Regions from separate parts of the Homo sapiens genome. Here region 1 is linked to region 2. A link is a contact called in ENCODE Hi-C data. All regions are on one chromosome and are shown on one strand. The core of a region is the stretch at or near the end of the contact, and the rest is flanking DNA. Distances in the headings are between cores, read along the strand shown. Region 1 holds the start of CCL5 (C-C motif chemokine ligand 5). Region 2 has its middle 33 kb from the start of SLFN11.

Evidence for each region. Hi-C counts contacts between places; a loop is a spot of excess contacts on that map. Pooled maps may share reads with other maps.
Region 1: a pooled map shows a loop between it and region 2 (9-fold over the local background). The contact joins the promoter of CCL5 here to the enhancer-like site in region 2. A Hi-C loop is called at or near these places in 3 of 37 single-sample maps with no recorded cell type and 3 of 50 pooled maps.

The regions. Positions count from the first base shown.
Region 1 is chr17:35,875,907-35,882,240 of GRCh38, reverse strand. CCL5 (C-C motif chemokine ligand 5) reads left to right here and starts at 1,881. Exons shown (of 3, transcript NM_002985.3): 1 at 1,881-2,011; 2 at 3,602-3,713. The coding sequence starts at 1,936. The region is part of intron 1 of LOC105371745 (a long non-coding RNA gene); the gene reads right to left.
Region 2 is chr17:35,337,257-35,343,692 of GRCh38, reverse strand. No RefSeq gene overlaps it. Among named protein-coding and RNA genes, the nearest start is that of SLFN11, 33 kb to the left of the region's middle. Within about 2 kb of position 1,917, at least 3 of the 41 ENCODE cell types and tissues checked have a DNase peak (open chromatin) inside an H3K27ac peak, as active enhancers do.

The DNA.
Region 1 (6,334 bases), core at 632-3,131, 540 kb before region 2:
CCACCTCCCGGGTTCACGCCATTCTCCTGCCTCAGCCTCCTGAGTAGCTGGGACTACAGGCGCCCGCCACCACGCCCGGCTAATTTTTTGTATTTTTAGTAGAGGCGGGGTTTCACTGTGTTAGCCAGGATGGCCTCGATCTCCTGACCTCATGATCCGCCCGCCTCGGCCTCCCAAAGTGCTGGGATTACAGGCGTGAACCACCGCGCCCGGCCGCTTTTGTCACTCTCAATAAACACTTTTCTCTTAAATAATTCAGATGCCGGCCGGGTACGGCCTGTAATCCCAGCATTTTGGGAAGCCAAGGCGGGCGGATCACGAGGGCAGGAGATAGAGACCATCCTGGCTAACATGGTGAAACTCCATTTCTACTAAAAATACAAAAAAATTAGCCAGGCATTCTGGCCAGCTCCTGTAGTCCCAGCTACTTGGGAGGCTGAGGCAGGAGAATGGCGTGAACCTGGGAGGCACAGCTTGCAATGAGCCGAGATTGTGCCACTGCAGTCCAACCTGGGCGACACAGCAAGACTGTCTCAATAATAATAATAATAATAATAATATTATTATTATTATTCAGATGCCAATTTCAGCCTAGCCCGGACCAAATTGTTGCTAATTCTGAACTACTAAAATAGGAATTGATGAAGACTTACTGTATCCAGTTCTTTGGAATGCAGTAAGGACCCTAGCTCTAATCCAGAAGTTCCACATGGGTTCAGTTTTGAGGATACTCCTAACCACGAACCCTTTAATGTTGGGCAGTACTTAATGGACAGAGCACTGAAGTGGGAGTGAGGGCAACTGGGTTCTGATCCCAACTCTGTCATTCATTTGCTGTGTGTTCTTAGCAAGTCACTCCTGCTCACTGGGCCTTGGTTTCCTCTTGTGCAACTGAAGAACATGGAAAAAATGATCCCTAAAGTCCTTTGAAGCTTTCATATTCTGTAACTTTTGTGCCCAAGAAGGCCTTACAGTGAGATGGGATCCCAGTATTTATTGAGTTTCCTCATTCATAAAATGGGGATAATAATAGTAAATGAGTTGACACGCGCTAGGACAGTGGAATAGTGGCTGGCACAGATAAGCCCTCGGTAAATGGTAGCCAATAATGATAGAGTATGCTGTAAGATATCTTTCTCTCCCTCTGCTTCTCAACAAGTCTCTAATCAATTATTCCACTTTATAAACAAGGAAATAGAACTCAAAGACATTAAGCACTTTTCCCAAAGGTCGCTTAGCAAGTAAATGGGAGAGACCCTATGACCAGGATGAAAGCAAGAAATTCCCACAAGAGGACTCATTCCAACTCATATCTTGTGAAAAGGTTCCCAATGCCCAGCTCAGATCAACTGCCTCAATTTACAGTGTGAGTGTGCTCACCTCCTTTGGGGACTGTATATCCAGAGGACCCTCCTCAATAAAACACTTTATAAATAACATCCTTCCATGGATGAGGGAAAGGAGGTAAGATCTGTAATGAATAAGCAGGAACTTTGAAGACTCAGTGACTCAGTGAGTAATAAAGACTCAGTGACTTCTGATCCTGTCCTAACTGCCACTCCTTGTTGTCCCCAAGAAAGCGGCTTCCTGCTCTCTGAGGAGGACCCCTTCCCTGGAAGGTAAAACTAAGGATGTCAGCAGAGAAATTTTTCCACCATTGGTGCTTGGTCAAAGAGGAAACTGATGAGCTCACTCTAGATGAGAGAGCAGTGAGGGAGAGACAGAGACTCGAATTTCCGGAGGCTATTTCAGTTTTCTTTTCCGTTTTGTGCAATTTCACTTATGATACCGGCCAATGCTTGGTTGCTATTTTGGAAACTCCCCTTAGGGGATGCCCCTCAACTGGCCCTATAAAGGGCCAGCCTGAGCTGCAGAGGATTCCTGCAGAGGATCAAGACAGCACGTGGACCTCGCACAGCCTCTCCCACAGGTACCATGAAGGTCTCCGCGGCAGCCCTCGCTGTCATCCTCATTGCTACTGCCCTCTGCGCTCCTGCATCTGCCTCCCCATGTAAGTCCTGGTCTTGACCACCACAGCCCCTGGAGTCAGACTCTGCCTAGAATGCCTACCCCATCCCAATGACTGTCCCACACCTTGCCCTCTTTTCAACTGTAGCATGAATACTGTCTGAACCCCATTATTTACATTCTTATGAATTGTCTTACCCATATGTCCTGTTGTCCTTGAGAGATCTCTATGCTGCTTCATGGCAGGGATCTCCTGATCAGTTTTTCTGTCTTTAAGGTCTACACCCTCAAGGCCTACAGGTGTTCACTGAGTGTGGACTCATGTTGGGGAGATTAGTAGTCATGAGTAGCTCACACTGACTTTGAAACACGTCTGACTCATGCCTGTCAGCAGCAGGGTTTCTAAGAAATTTAACTAAACTAAAACTTCCTGAGACCCTGAGACAGCCATATTCTCTCTCATTTCATAAATGTAAAAAAAATTGGCTTATGAGAGGGTATGTGGCTTTATTAGAGTGAATACATTTAAAAAACAAATAAAAACAAGGAGAGGATAATAAAAGCTAATTAAATGGTTACTATGGATCAGGCATTGTGCTGATTTTGGCACATCTTTTTTTTTTTTTTTTTTTTTTTTGAGATGGAGTCTTCGCTCTGTCGCCCAGGCTGGAGTGCAGCGGCACGATCTCGGCTTACTGCAAGCTCCGTCTCCCGGGTTCATGCCATTCTCCTGCCTCAGCCTCCGGAGTAGCGGGGACTACAGGCACCCGCCACCACACCCTGCTAATGTTTTGTATTTTTTAGTAGAGACGGGGTTTCACCATGTTAGCCAGGATGGTCTCGATCTCTTGACCTCGTGATCCGCCCGCCTCGGCCTCCCAAAGTGCTGGGATTACAGGCGTGAGCCACCGTGCCCAGCCGATTTTTGTACATCTTATTTAATACCCACAACCCTTCTTTGAGTAGCTGTCCTTGATGTACAGATGGGAAAACAGAGAGGTTAAGTAACTTGTCCATGGAGGCACACAGCTAGGAAATGGGGAGACTGGTATTCAAACCTGGTTCCATCTTGCTGGGAAAATAAAAACTACTCCTCTGCTGGGAAGTGGCAACTGATGCTTCCCAACGTCATCTTGAATTAACTGACCAACAAGAAGTTCTCTGTTGAGAGCCCTTCTCACTGAAGCTCAACCAGAGCTCCCAAGATACAATATGCATCTCCAGGCCCTTCTTAGGATCCTGGCTGAGTCATGGAGCCTGAGCTTTGGAAGCCTCCCCACAACCTGCCCTAGGTCTCAAAGAAACCAAGTTCCAAATCCATTGAGGATGCTGGAAGGGCAAGAATGAAGCCAGAGGACCCAGGACAAGCCAGGAGGAGGCCCTGAAAGCCCAGGGCAGAAGGTTATGGTGTAGAGGGATGGATACAAGCTTGGCTCAAGGATTAGATGAGGCATTGGAATCCCCACTCTGCCACTGTTTATCCATGGCCAAGTGACTTTACCTCTCTGAGCCTCAGTTTCTGTCAAGGAAGATAACAGTTCTTTCTAAATAAATCATATAAAGTGTCCAGCACAATGTCAAGTGTGCAGTAGCAATGAATAAAAGGGTCTCCCTCCTTCCTTTCCTCTTCCAGATTCCTCGGACACCACACCCTGCTGCTTTGCCTACATTGCCCGCCCACTGCCCCGTGCCCACATCAAGGAGTATTTCTACACCAGTGGCAAGTGCTCCAACCCAGCAGTCGTGTGAGTCTCAGCCCCATGGAGCCCTCCCAGAGCCTGTTCCCTGAGGAGTCCTCTGAGAGGATGCCCTACCCACTTCCACCTATCCTCCAGCTGCAAGCAGCCACAGCTCCTCCATCTCTAGCCTCAGAGTCCCCTGCTATCATGTAAAAAGACTAGACAAGCTGTCCTTAGAGAATCGTGCCCACTCCAATGGACTATGTTCCCAGGACTCCAATCTTTTTTTTTTTTTTTTTTTTTTTTTTTTTGAGACAGAGTCTCACTCTGTCGCCCAGGCTGGAGTGCACCGGCACGATCTCGGCTCACTGCAAGCTCCACCTCCTGGGTTCATGCCATTCTCCTGCCTCAGCCTCCCGAGTAGCTGGGACTACAGGTGCCCACACCATGCCTGGCTAATTTTTTGTATTTTTAGTAGAGACGGGGTTTCACCGTGTTAGCCAGGATGGTCTCGATCTCCTGCCCTCGTGATCTACCCGCCTCAGCCTCCCAAAGTGCTGGGATTATAGGCATGAGCCACTGTGCCTGGCCTAGGACTCCAATCTTTACTAGTGTGGCCTTTACTTGAAACATGGTCTGGAATGCTCCTATGTGGGGAAGATCAAGTCAGTCATCCCCTTCAGTGAAGAACCCCATATTTCACACAGTCCCCCATATTTCACACCCAATCAAATCCACCTAAACCTCAGAGGAACTAGGGAGAAGAGGTCAGAGGTCAGGGATCTATAACTGTAGTCAAATAAAAAAACAAAAAGCCATCCATCAGAGAAGAAATAAGGAAATGAGATTCACCTTTAAATATGCAAGCTAGTATATTTGGAAAAATATAATAAACCCTACTATATAGGAAATGCCTACTATGTGTCAAATGTCTTATGTGCCTGATCTTTAAATTACACTTAGCTCTGACAAGTATGCATAATTCTCTCCATGTTTCAGGTATTGAAACTAAGATTCAGAGAGGTTTATTGATTTAGCCAAGGCTGCACAGTAAATGAGGGATGAAGTCCATCTCTAGAGCCTCCTCTTTCTACTATAGCAAAGTCATTAGTGACAATTGCTTAAGAAATTTATGGTAGAGACTTAAAAAATGAAAATGGTGCAATTCTGAAGTTTCTTATATAAGAGTGAAGTTTTTGTTTTTGTTTTTGTTTTGAGACAGAGTCTCACTCACTCTGTTGCCCAGGCTGGAGTACAATGGTGCAATCTCAGCTCACTGCATCCTTTGCCTCCCGGGTTCAAGCAATTCTCTTGCCTCAGCCTCCTAAAGTGCTGGGATTACAGGTGTGAGCTACTGTACCCAGCCAGGGTGAAGTTTTTTAATCCAAAAATTTATGACACTGGCAAAGTTAGAGGTACTCAAAGACAGACTTTGGATCTGATGAATCCTTTTAAGTATAATGGTAATATTTAACAATTACTAATTTTATTTCTGAAAACAAATATTTTTCAAAAGAAGAAAATCCTTCCCTGAGCACATACTATTGGCAGACACAGATTACTAAAGCCACTGTCCCAGCCCAACCTTATGGGACTCATAGTCTAATAAGAGGGGCAAGACAGACACAGCAATGACTAGAGTACACAGCAAAAAAAAACATGACAAGGGAAAGAGAGAGGAAACACATTCAGCTTCAGGGATTTACAGGTTTGCTGCAAATGGTGCTGTCTGAGGAGAGATTTGGCCTGGCAGAGAAAAGCCTAGGGAATGGGATATATCAGGAAAAGGGACTGTCCCCCAGGATTCTACTTTGGTTTATGTACAGTCTCCATGTAGGAAAGCACGGAGTGTCAGGAAAATGCAGCAAAAGTGCTAAATGCAGCTGTCAAGTGTAAAATGAGCTAGAACAGGGAAAGCTGAGAAAACAGGAGTCCAGTTTAGCGGCTACTGTTGTTATCCACGTGAGTAGTATTGGAGGCTGAACAGTGCCTGAAGGAAAGGAGAGACAGGAGGTTTCAAAGACAGACACTTTTGAAACCTTCAAAGGTGGAATTTGCAAGCCCTAGCAGGTGATTTGAGCTCAAGAGCAAGGGAGAAAAATGGGGGTTAAGGATGACACTGAGGTTTCCACCTCTGGCTGGAGAAGTGTAGAACCATCTTAAGCCTTGTGAAAGAGCTGTTTAAAGAGGAAAGAGCTAAGGTGCCAGCAAGATAACCCTGTGGATATGTCCAGTGGTGATGGTGAAATGAAGGGTTGGTAGCTGAGGAAAGGGTGTTAGGGCTGAAAATATGACATTCTTTTGTGGGAAAAAGGGGTATCCCAATTTTAAAAAGGCAATGCAGCCTGCCTTGGTGAGTACTGGCTCTAGAGCTAGTTTGCTTTGTTAGGACTCCAGCTATGACACTTGGTGAGTGTAGGCCCTTCAATTAACCTCTCGTAACCCCAATTACCTCCTCTACAAAATAGGGTAATAGAAGTACTTCCCCCACTGGGTCACAGTAAGATGAAAATACTTAGAATATGCTCTGGTACACAGTAGGTGCATAAATGTTAGCTTATTATTATCATTATCATCTAAATGCATTATTGCGTACACAAAAATAACAGGTGAAACTTAAGGAATGAATGAGTGAATTGCATTCATTCACTTAATCATTCAATAAACATCCATTAAGCATCAACTAT
Region 2 (6,436 bases), core at 668-3,167:
AACGTGTGTTACTTCCAAGAAGAACTCTTAAGAGTCATTGAGTGTTTCTGCCATGTTCTTTTTCCCTTCTGGTATAAGATAGGCAATGACCCAGATTTGGCTGCTTTGTCTGGGTCCTGGAATGAAAACAATGAAGAGTAGAGCCAAATGGGATCCACAACAGACATATAGTTTAAGAAAGAAATTAACATTTGTTATTTTTAAACAGTCATGGAAACTTTGGGGATAATTTGTTACCACAGCAAAATCTGGCTAGTTCTGATTTGTACAGAAATTGGTGCTTAGAGTGGGATGCTGCATAACAAAATAATTTAAATTGTGGCTTTGGTTCCAGGGCTGAGTGATGGGCAATGAAGAAAATATTATTGGAGGCTGGGAAAATGTCAACCCCTGTTTTGTAGCAGTGAAAGACTGGACAAAACAGTCACCTTTAATAACTTAGAATGAAGATAATGTATTAAATGAGCCTGTGGATTTGAGTGAAGAAGTAAGGAAACAGATGCTAGTAATATAGTTTGATCGCTACTAGGTAGGGTAATACAAAAGGTGGGAGGAAAAATGTGCTTGGAAAAGCACTAAACTCTTTGCAAGCAGGAAGGGAAGAAAATGGTCTACACATTTTTGGACTTTTAGAATAAGAAGTTGCAAATATTTCTCTTCTTCAACTAATAAAAAATCTGAGAATGTCTTTGGGTAACAAAGACAGAAATTCAAACTCAGTCTTTGGCAAAGAGGCAGTTAATAAGTAGCTATTAAACCTATGGTGGAAACCTCTGAATCAACTAAGATGTCAGCCAATAAATCCTTTCAGACAAAATTGCTCAGAGAAAAGAGCTTGAGTGCATTGCTTTCTGATGAAAGCCTGCTAATTCAAGGTAATATAATTAAATCTAAAGAGAGAAGCACATCTCAAAAATACTGAATTGTATTAGCACACAGAGTTAACTGGGACCGTATAGATTTAGAAAAACAACAAGAAGTTTTTGAGAAAGTTAAATTGCCAAGGAGCCATACCTAGATTTTTAAAATCCAGAAAGCAAAAACTGTGATGCTTTCAGACTAAACACAACCCTTGGACTCCAACATTCTTTGGGCAAGCAGTAGGTTGAGAAAGCTGGTTAGTTCTAAAGGAAGGTACAGTCCCCAGTTCCTGCTTTAAATGTGGTTGAAGAAAATAATAGAAAAGGGAAACTTTCCACTTTAAAAGTGGAAGAAGGGCAACAGAGTGAGACTCCATCTCAAAAAAAAAAAAAAAAAAAAGTGGAAAAAGATAATGACACCCTCTTGAGAGTGAAATCAGGAACCATGGGTTCTATTCAAGAGATACTGAATTCTTAGCCAGAGCAATTAGGCAAGAAAAAGAAATAAAAGGCACCCAAATTGGAAAGGACAAAATAAAATTATCTGTGTTTGCAGATGTCATGATATTATATACGGAAAATATTGTGGGATCTGACCAGCAGCCTGCAATCCAACGGGGCTCTTTCTTTGTTCCCAGGTGGATCGGCAGGTCAAGAAATAAAAGACACATGCGAGATAGTGAAAGCTGGGTCCAGGGGGGTCACCGCCTTCTGGTCTTGTGATGCCACGAATGCACTGGATATAGCAGCATTTATTATTAAGTTTAGTGAGGGTGGGGGTAGGTTAGTGAGGGATTTAGGGTCTTTGATTATGAGGTGAGATGGTCACATGGGGATGAAGTAATTCTTTAACATAACATCTGTATGCAGAAGTGCAGAATACAGAGATAAGAATTTACAATACAGTGTGTGTGTCAGTGATTTTTAACAGAGCCTTAAAACAGAAACACAGTCTATCCATAACCTATGTTTAGCAAGATATTAATCAGCAGTAACAGTTGCAGCAAAAGCTGGTTGCAAACAATTGATGGAAACAGGATGTGAAACTAGACAACCGGTGAGACCACAAATTCTCAGAAGGGAGTATGCCTTAACCCTAAAGAGACCTAGAAGAGCCATGGCAAGATAAGGGCATTTAAAACCCTATTTTATACATATGAATGGCCGCCCCTCATGCGTCCATTTATAGGCTCTCCACAAGGGTCGCATTCCATTCCCAGAGCTGTGAACATCTGCTTTTCTGGGATAAGAATATTGGTGATGTGAAACCTCCCTGACTGCACATCCGTTTATAGGCTCTCTGCAGGAGGAAGCACATCATGTGCTGTTGGCTCATTCAGGCAGCCCAACCTTGCATTGTCTTTACACAATCCTGCATGCAATTTTGTATTTATAATAATCAGGAGCATTTCATCTTTTATTCTGTAGCAATAGTTTCAGGGGGTCTCCCTACAAGAAAACCCTAAAAACTCCACAGGAACTGTTAGAACTAATTAACACATTTGGTAAAGTTACAAGGTACAAAACTAGAAATGCAAAAATCAGCAGTGTTTCTGTCCGATAACAACTATGCAAAATAGAAATCAGCCAGGCGTGGTGGCTCACACCTATAATCCCAGCACTTTGGGAGGCTGTGGAGGGTGGATCACTTGAGGTCAGGAGTTTGAGACCAGCCTAGCCAACATGGTAAAATGCTGTCTGTACTAAAAATACAAAAATTTGCTGGGCATGGTGGTGGACACCTGTAATCCCACCTACTCGGGAGGTTGAGGTGGGAGAATCACTTGAACCCAAGAGGTGGAAGTTGCAGTGAGTCAAGATCAAGCCACTGCACTCCAGCTTGGGTAACAAAATGAGACTCTGTCTCAAAAAAACAAAACAAAAAAAAAAAACACAAAAAAAAAAAGGAAAGAAAAGAAATCAAGAAAACAATCCCATTTACAATAGCTACAAAAAAAATACTTAGCAATAAGTTGAACAAAGGGAGTGAAAGATCTGCACATTAAAAATTATAAAACATTGATGAAAGAAATTGAAGACGACACTAATAAATGAAATGATATCCCATGTTCATGGATTGGAAGAATTAATATTGTTGAAATGTTTATTCTACCCAAAGTGAACTACAGGTTCACTACAATTTCTATCAAAATTCCAAGGACATTTTCCACAGAAATAGAAAAACAGTCTTAAAATTTCTATGGAACCACAAAAGATCCCAAATAGCCTAAGCAATCTTGAGTAAGAAGAACAAAGCAGGAGACTTTACACTACCTGATTTCAAAATGTAGCACAAAGCTATAGTAATCAAAACAGCATCGTACTGGCATAAAGAGAGTCATATAGACCAATGAAACAGAATAGAGATCCCAGAGATAAATATATACGTTCATAGGCCAAGCAACCTTGAGAAAGTTACCTTGAACATACATGGTGAAAGGATACTCTTTCCAATAAATAGTGTTGGGAAAACTGGATATCCAATGCAGAAGAATGAAATTGGGTCCTTATCTCATACCACATAAAAATAAACCCGAAATTGATTAAGGACTTACATGTAAAAGCTGAAACTATAAAACCACTGGCAGAAAACCCAAAGGGTGATTTATTGATGTTGGTCTTGGCAATGAATGTTTGGAATATGACCCCAAAAGTACAGGCAACAAAAGCAAAAAAAGACAAATGAATGACATAAAACAAAAAGCTTTTGCACAGCAAAGGAAATTATCAAAGGAATGGAGACAACCTACAGAAGGAGAGAAAATATTTGCAAACCATACATCTAATAAGGGGTTAGTATCTAAAATATAAAAAGAACTCAAACAATTCAATAGCAAGGAAACAAATAATTTAATTTAAAAATGAGCAAAGTATCTGAGTAGACATTTCTCAAAAGAAGACATTTCAATGGCCAATAGGTATATGAAAAAGTGTTCAATATTACTAATAATGAAGGAAATATTAATTAAAAGTACAAAGAGGTATCATCTCATCTCATACTCATGCAGCTATTACTAAAAAGACAAAAGATAAGTGTTGGCAAGGATGTGGAGAAAAGGGAGTATCTGCACACTGTTGGTGGGAACTTAAATTAGTGCAGCCATTAGAGAAAACAATATGGCAGTTCCTCAAAAAATTAAAAATATGCCAGGCTAAGTGATTCACACCTGTAATCCCAGCACTTTCGGAAGCTAAGGCAGGGAGACCACTTGAAGCCAGGAATCTGAGACCAGCCTGGGCAACACAACAAGACCTTATCTCTACAAAACATTTTTAAAAATTACCTGGGCATGGTGGCATGAGCCTGTGTTCCCAGCTGCTCTGTAGGCTGAGGCGGGAGGATCACTTGGGCTCACGAGGTTGAGGCTGCAGTGATCTAGGATGCCACCACTGCACTCTAGCCTGGGCAACAGAGTGAAATCTAATTTCTAAAAAAAATTAAAAATAAACATAGCTATCATATGATGCAGCAATCCTATTTCTGGGTATATGTCTGAAAGATATGAAATCAGTAGATCAATGAAGTATCTACAATCTCATGTTTGTTGTAGTATTATTAATAATTGCCAAGATATGGAATTAACCAAAACTGTCCATTGATGCATGTGTGATTAAAGAAAGTAAGACACACACACACACACACACACACACACACACGGGAATACTATTCAGACTTAGAAAAGAAGAAAATTCTGTCATCTGCAACAAGGTGGATGAACCTGGAGGACATTATGCTAAGTGAAATAAGCCAGCCACAGAAGGACAACTACTACATGATTCCACTTATATGTGGAATCTAAAAAAGTCGAATTCATAGAAGCAAAGAAAGAATGCCAGGGGCTGGATGGTGGGCAGAGGTCGGAACATGGGGAAATGTTGGTCAAATGGTAAAAAGTTTCAGTTAGACAAAATGAATAAGTTCTGGAGATCTATTGTACAGCATGGCAACTACAAGGAATAACAATGTATTGTATATTTAAAAATTCCCAAGAGAGTAGAACTCAATTGTTCTTATCACAAAACATACCTATGTGAGGTGACAGATACATTAATTAGCTGAGTTTAATCATTCCACAATGTATAAATGTATCAAAACATCATGTTGTACACTGTGAATATATACAATTTTATTTGTCAATCATACCTCAGTAAGGCTAGAGTGAAATGGAGGAAAACACCATGGGCAACCACTGACTAGAATCAGAACCACAGGGAATAGTCCCCACCCCTGGGTAACAGTGCCTCAGAGTGTCTGCCCAACAGCATTTCAAAATTTCTAGGGACCAGGGACTATTCTGTGCCTCCCATTCTTCCCCTTCCCAAATGAGAGGTGATTTTTTTTTTTTTGAGACAGGGTCTCACTCTGTCGCCCAGGCTGGATTGCCATTGTGCAATAGCCATCCCACCTCAGCTTCCTGAGTAGCTGCGATCACAGGCATACACAACCATGCCTGATACTTTTTGTAATTTTTTTTTAGAGATGAGGTTTCACCATGTTGCCCAGGCTGGTCTCAACCTCCCATACTCAAGGGATCCATCTGCCTTGGCCTCCCAAAGTGCTGAGATTATAGGCATAAGCCATCACTCCTGGCCTATCAAATGAGAGGATTATTAAATGTTATTCTGTTACTATTTATTTCACTGTTGTATAATGTGTGTGTATGTGTGATAACTTGTATTTTTAATTCAAATATCTCCAAAGGAGTCATACCCAGGCCTGATATAAAGACCATCACATGATCTGGATTTTGTCTATGATGGGGCATTGCATTGGAATGGAATTTTTGTTATTTCTCTAAGGAAGGAAAGGTATATAAAAGGAATAAAAGTGAATATTTGTGAGCAAATATTTTTGATAGGTTTTTTTTTTCTTAAGAGACATGTTGCCCAGGCTGGACTTAAACTCTTGGGCTCAAGCAATCCTCCTGACTCAGTCTTCTGAGTAGCTGGGACTATAGGCAGAGGCCACCATGCCTGGCTGACTGTATTCCTTTCCAAAACATTTTCTTACACTCTTAGGATTACACTTGCTACTCCATTGTAATCAAGCTGGGCCATGTGCTTTGTTTTGGCCAAATATAAATGTGAGTAGAAATGATGTGTGCTACCCTGAACAAGAGCTTTCAGAGCCACCATTTAGATCCTCCATACACTTGTTTCTTTCTGCCTCAAGACTGACAATGTCTCAGACAGGGACCTTCTGTCAGCCTGGATCCCCACATGAGGAGGAATGTAGCCTTGCTCAGGGGCCAGTTGTGAACTTTCTGGGAAGGGATTGTGACCCCAGGCAAGGTGGCTCTGCAGCTGAGGCAGACTTCAAAGGAGCTGACATTTGCAGGCTGTTTGCTGAGTGCCCTCTCCATATCTGGGCAGCAAGTCCTTTATTAAAAGGGGATCTAGGGAGTGCATCTCCACATCTATCACATCCCACCCTCCTACAGCCTTTTATTTTCTTTTGCATAAGGCTGTAAATACCTCATTCCCCAAAATGTACTTCTTAGCTATTTCCCTGTTCAAGGCATTGATCACATTTACAATGTATGTGATTTGGTTCTGAACACCAGGATGAGGTTCTC